2 separate regions of the Homo sapiens genome follow, and region 2 is linked to region 1. A link is a loop called in an ENCODE intact Hi-C map of the cell type or tissue named here. Cell type or tissue: PC-3. All regions are shown on one strand. Links, peaks and the distances in the headings refer to the core of each region. The heading gives the core; the rest is flanking DNA.

Evidence for each region. Peaks named below come from ENCODE experiments on the same cell type or tissue, not always from the same donor. Only the 100,000 strongest peaks of a DNase experiment are listed, where the experiment ranks them.
Region 2: it touches region 1 in a loop (6-fold over the local background); 1 of 110 quality-filtered maps calls a loop at or near these places.

Annotation. Positions count from the first base shown.
Region 1 is chr5:40,107,478-40,110,692 of GRCh38, reverse strand. No RefSeq gene overlaps it. Among named protein-coding and RNA genes, the nearest start is that of LINC00603, 57 kb to the right of the region's middle. In PC-3, for the core only: no CTCF peak of the experiment used is centred there; DNase peaks (open chromatin) are centred at 1,492 and 1,795; H3K27ac peaks cover 1,821 bases.
Region 2 is chr5:40,039,671-40,042,885 of GRCh38, reverse strand. No RefSeq gene overlaps it. Among named protein-coding and RNA genes, the nearest start is that of LINC00603, 11 kb to the left of the region's middle. In PC-3, for the core only: no CTCF peak of the experiment used is centred there; a DNase peak (open chromatin) is centred at 1,225; H3K27ac peaks cover 964 bases.

The DNA of each region.
Region 1 (3,215 bases), core at 453-2,952:
GTTTTACCTTCCCATACTCGCAGTCCAGACATGGCAATAGCCAATTTCCAAAGTTCTGGGTGTTCTGGGCTCAGAATGGGGAGTATCATACGAAGCCTGGCAGGGATAATGCCTTTATCTTCCCATTTTAAGGGAAAGAATGAGTTGAACCTCCTATGCAAAGTAGAATGATGATTCTCATTCTCCTGATAAGAAATAAAATAAGTAGCTTCCAGGCATTCCCTTCCACCAGAGGAGCAATTGTTTTTTAAATAGCCCTTTGGTGCCCAGTCTATTACTAAACCATATGAGTCATTTTTTAATATTACTGCATGTGAGTTAACACAATTTTCCCAAATTAAAGTTTTAGATGGGCCCTCAAAATTTTTAGGGCATGGTTTTCCTGCAGGTTTATATTGAAAATATGGAGTTATCTCCCATTACTCCTCCTTTCATTTGTTTTAAAGGAGAAAGGGAGAGGCCAGAGACCAAATGTCCTGTTTTATCTGTAGCTGATCTTTATGGAAGATAAGCAGCCCAGATTTGAGTTTCTAGATGCATAAAACCAGGTGCATGTCTGAGGCACAGAGGGGGATATTTGTAACCCATGTTAACATTAAATGCAGTGCCTTCTTCTCCTGGTTGAGAAGGGCAATGGTCATCTGTGCCTCCAGGCATCCACACACTGTGGTTAGTGTAGATTTCTGCAGGAGCATCTATCCAGGTGAGAGGTCGAATAAGTGGAGGAAAAGGCACATAAGCCCAATAAGAATAATCATGTGTAGCAGGTAAATCAGTGTGAGAGGAAACTGGTGAGACAGAAAGTATGAGGAGGAGAATCATTAAATAAAACCTAGTGTAAGTGAGATTGAGTGCTGAAGGAGGAAGGGAAGAACAGAGGGATTTTTTTTTAAGGCTAATAGAAACGGTGAGATTTTTAGGTTTGTAAGGAGAAAAAGAAAGGTAATTAGAAGTGGGATTAGTTAGATGGGTCTTCATTGCCATCAGGGAGGATTGATTTAAACCCATTGTGATTTGGTGTGCCTGTTTCTGAGGAGTTGGCACAGATCTCACCATGTCTGAGGGCAGTCTCTGACACAGACGTCTTTCCTCTGTGGTTTTCATTGTCAGTATTCACCCGAAGCTTGAGTCTTCTGGTGGGTACCCACACAGGGGATTGATGATCTCCTGGTGAAACACAAGCATATCCTCTTCCCCACGTTATAATTGTGCCAGGTTCCCAGGTATTGGTTTGGGAGTTTTTCCATAACACTGGCTTGCCTTCATTTAAGAAGAATTTTTTGCCTGTATAATGGCATTCAGCTGCAGTTAGAATATTATCTTTAGGAACATTTAAAAAATTTAAAGTAAACAATGCCAAATGTAATTGGAAGTGGGGAGTAGTTAAATCATGTTTTGGTTGTTCAGACTGTTTGGACAGTTGGGTTTTTAAAGTGCGATTGGCCCATTCCACCACAGCTTGTCCCTGAGGATTGCAAGGGATTCCAGTAATATGGGAAATTCCCCACTGTTGCATAAATGTATCAAAAGCCTTACTAACATATGCAGGGGCATTGTCTGTCTTTATTTGATATGGAAGCCCCATAACTGCAAAGCAAGAATACAGATGTTTTTTAACATGGGCCGTGCCTTCCCCTGTTTGGCAAGTAGCCCAGATAAAACCTGAGAAGGTATCTACAGAGACATGCACATATGACAGTCTGCCAAAGGAGCTAACATGAGTCACATCCATTTGCCATAAAGCATTAGGAGTTAGGCCTCTAGGATTAATGCCAGTTTCCTGATTTGGAAGTACGAAGACCTGGCACTGAGGGCAGCTGTGAACAATAAACTTAGCCTGTTTCCAGATAAGAGAAAATTTATCTTTTAATCCAGCAGCATTGACATGAGTGAGATTATGGAACTCCTGAGCTTCTTGGGTTGTAAAAGAGACCAAACAGTCGACTTTATGGTTACCGGCAGACATGGATCCTGGTAAAGTGGTATGAGATCTAATATGTGTAATATAGAAAGGGTGTCTACATTGGCAAGCCACCTGTTGTAACCTTGAAAATAAAGAAGCCAATTCAGAATTATCGATATGTTTGATAGTAGCAGTTTCTATATTTTTAGTGGCATGTACAACATAACAGAATCTGAGACAATATTGAAAGATTTGGGGAAATCCTGTAAGGCAGTAATCACAGCAATTAACTCCACCTTTTGAGCAGAAGTATAAGAGGTAGAAATAAGTTTGTCTGTAGGACCTATATAACCAGCATTGCCATTACTGGAGCCATCAGTGAACAATGGCTCAGTGAACAATGGCCTCAGGAATGGATTGATCTTTGGTTAATTGAGGAACCACCCAAGATGTCATTTGTATGAAATCAAACAATTTGTTTTTTGGATAGTGATTGTCAATAAGCCAATAAAATCAGCCAAGTGAATTTGCCACAGTACAGAATGTTGAAAGGGAGCTTGAACTTTGAGCTGATTTAAAGGAACTACAATTACATTTGGATCAAATCCAGAAATTTGAAGTATTCTGCACTGAGCCTGTCCAATTAATATGGCTATTTGGTCTAGATAAACAGATGAAGTTTTTGACACAGTATGAGGAAGAAAACACCACTCCACTAAATCATTATGTTGAATTATTAGTCCAGTAGGGGAGTGTAATGAAGCAAAAACCAGAAGCTGAAAAGGCTGAAACGGCTTTACTCTAGATAACTGGGCAGTCTGGATTCTTTCCTCTATGAATTCCAGTTCTAGTAAAGCCTCAGGGGTCAAAGTCCTGGGGCTGTGGAGATCGGAAGCTCCCCTCAGCGTAGAAAACAAGTTAGACAATGCATAGGTCGGAATGCCTAAAGTAGGTCTTAAATAATTAATGTTACCCAAAAGTTTTTGGAAGTCATTTAAAGTTTTTAAAGAATCTCTCCTAATTTGAACTTTTTGAGGTTGAATACATTGTTTATCGACCACCATTACTAAATATTGAACAGGAGTGGTCTGTTGAATTTTATCCTGAGCGATGTGTAATCCGGCCTCTGTAACACAGCGGTTCAAAATTTGGTAACAGTCAATTAATTCTTTATCTGTGGGGGCAGCAATTAAAATATCATCAATATAATGAAGAATATAGGCCTCAGGAAATTGGGCTCGAACTGGTGAAAGCACTTGTCCAACATAAAGCTGGCAGATTGTAGGGCTATTTAGCATTCCCTGAGGAAGTA
Region 2 (3,215 bases), core at 254-2,753, 68 kb after region 1:
AAAAAAAAAAAAAAAAGTGGGAATCACTGAGTGGATTTATGTATGATTCTAATGAATGGAAACCACCTAGTAGAGTAGTTGATGTAGAAGACGCACTTGGTAAATTGTTTTTAATGAGAGGAGCACATACTGTAGAAATTGCTTTAAAAGAAAATTTTATTTTCTTTTTTATTCTTTTTTTGTTGTGTAGTTTTTTTTTTTTTGTTTGTTTGTTTGTTTTTTCTGGAAACAGAGTCTCGCTCTGTCGCCCAGGCTGGAGTGCAGCGGCATGATCTCAGCTCGCTGCAACCTCCGCCTCCCGGATTCAAGCAATTCCTGCCTCAGCCTCCTGAGTAGCTGAGATTACAGGCGCCTGCCACCACGCCCAGCTAATTTTTGTATTTTTAGTAGAGACAGCGTTTCACCATCTTGGACAGGCTGGTTTTGAACTCCTGACCTCGTGATCCACCTGCCTCTGCCTCCCAAAGTGCTGGGATTACAGGTGTGAGCCACAGCACCAGGCCGAAAATTCTAAAAAATGAAGTTTAGGAGAAATAAAATATCACCATATCAATTGGTGGCATCCAATTGGTTGGTAGAACACGTCGGAGGGGGTTTAACATGCCCTACATTCACAAAATATGAATGGCGATCTTCCAACCTTGTACTCCATTATAATGGAGCAATTATAAATGATTCAAATTATCATCATGCTTGTCAAAATAGTACTTTTATTGATTTTTGACATCTTTTCCTTGAGTTACATAATTCAAATAAATATCAAACCTGTCTCTTTATCTAACTTATCCAAAGCATCACAACATTTTTATTAATACTAAGGTCTCTGTTCATTTCTCCATTCACAAACATTATGATAACTATTTTCAAATAATATTCCATTTTAGTCACCTGACATTTACAGCATGAATTGTGTGAATTCAGCTAAGAATTATTTAAAATAAACACAGTAGAAAAAATATTGTGGCAGGTTATTTTTTTAAATTGGAAGTATAACCAAACAAGCATGCTGGATCAAATGTTGAATTCATGCTCACCTAAAGGAAATGTGTGTCTTAAAGAAAAATCTAGTTAGTAAATCTTTGTAACAGGGATACCTCTCTGGTATATGTGTGAGTCCTTATGAGCAAAAATAAATAAACAATTGATTCTTGAGGAAAAAACATGTTTTGAAATGGGAGATGCAAGTAAAGCCAAAACAAATACCAGTGACCAAAAGGAGTTGCGCTGTGTGTGACTAGGAATTATTATAATGCTGTAAAATAGCTCATTGTTCATCAAGCAAGACATGAGTAATTCAAACTGACTAAGCATGTTGTTTAGTTAACCTGGACATGAAGCTCAAGTTAAATATTATATGTTTATAAATGTGTTTTTTTGAGGGCTTGCTGTGGTGCCCCTCACACAGTAGATGCTGAATTAAGGCTTTCTGAGTAGTTCATGCAATGAAAGTCCTTTGGGCATGCATTATAAAGTTATGTAAAATTATTTAATTCTTTCACATTTTAAAGAGTATGAATTCAAAAAGACCTAATATGAACTTCAGTTCTGCCGCTGTTTAATGTCTGACATTTTCTGAGTTATTCAAACTTTACGAGCCTCAGGCTCCTCATCTCTCATATGGAATCAGTGATACTTACTTCATAAGAATATCGTTTATACTAAGAATTCATATATGAAAAAACAAAATAAATTTCAGGGCAATAGGACTTAGTGGAAAGTATGTAAGACTTATAATTAGAACTAAATTTCCACTCCAACCAGCGAGGAATTGGGTTATTATTGGTTTCAAGTCTTCACTTCCAATCTTACATAATGATCCATTCGTGGCTTCACCATGTGAATTGGCAGCCACAGCAGGATTATCTGTCCCTTGGTGTTGGGTTTGGCCATAGGAGCTGCTTTAACCAAGGCGGCGTTAGCAGAAGTTTCAACATCTTCAGGGGCAGCATGCGTTCCCACTCGCTCTCTTGTGCTTTTGTGTTTGCATGAGGAGAGCATGTCCAAGCTAGCTGGCTGTGCCAAAGTCAGTGAGGAGACATACAGAGTCAACTTGAACCCAGGCTGCAAATTGGACCCCAGTGGATGATCCTAGCTGAGCCACAGCTTGTCTTTATACCAATGAATGATAAATGAATTCTACTTGTTTTTGACTAGTGAGAACTTCAGTGTCATTTGTTACCTGGCCCTGGTTAGCACTAGTTGACTACTATATGACTCCACTTAACTATCTTTAGTACGGAGTTTATTTCTTTCCAAAGCTGTTCATATCATTTTACATTTAATTTGTTCGCATGTTTAAAAGTAATGGCTATAAATTCTCCCTGGTCACCTATGGAAATCCATGAACTGAGAAGCTAAATGTCTCTTAACATTAGATTATGGGCCTCTGCATAGTTTTCTTTTTGTCTATATAGTCCCATATAGCTTGGTATATTTCACCATATTTATTATTATAAATATGGAATACAGATTGGCTAATTTTATATATAGTTCTTTGTGATAGCAATTATAAAATTTACTTATGACAAGCGTACTCTTCCTCTTAAGTCACACTAGCTTATATAAAGCTAGATAAAAGTTTTTAAAAATTCTGTGCACTCAAATTCCTTGAGGTCTCTCTTTATTGCAAGATATGCTGCATATTGGTTTCACTGTGTTGCTGATAGGGATGACAGGGAAGGCACGCCACCTTCTGCAATGCTTGTGTGCATAGTCCTAACTTGACGGTAGCAGCTTCCTCTGTGTTTTGTATGGTCTAGAGAAGCTGCAATAACAGAAAGACCTACAAAAAGATTATAGATGCTTTTTTCTCTATTATGTTATAACCTCAGTTGTCTCATCTTCTAAATGAGGATCGAAATACTCATCTTATAGAGTTATAAAATACAGTAAGCGAGCTGTCCAGGAAGGGAGAACAGCTCTGATCCTCACAGTCACTGGTGTAATAAAATTCCTTCTAAGACATAACTGCATCAGCAAACAGGACATTTTCATCATATCTATGGCTAAAACTAAGTGCCCGACATGCTCAGGTTATAGCCAGTGGAAGGAGTAAGAGAAAGCAGATGCATTCCTACTTTTCTAAGGTTCCGGAAAAGAAGTGACACATATTACTTCTGTTCACATATCATTGTTGAGAACATAGTCATTTAGGCACATCTACCCAACAGGGGCCTGGGAAACATTAGCTCTAGTCAGGTAGTCAAGTCCTCAGC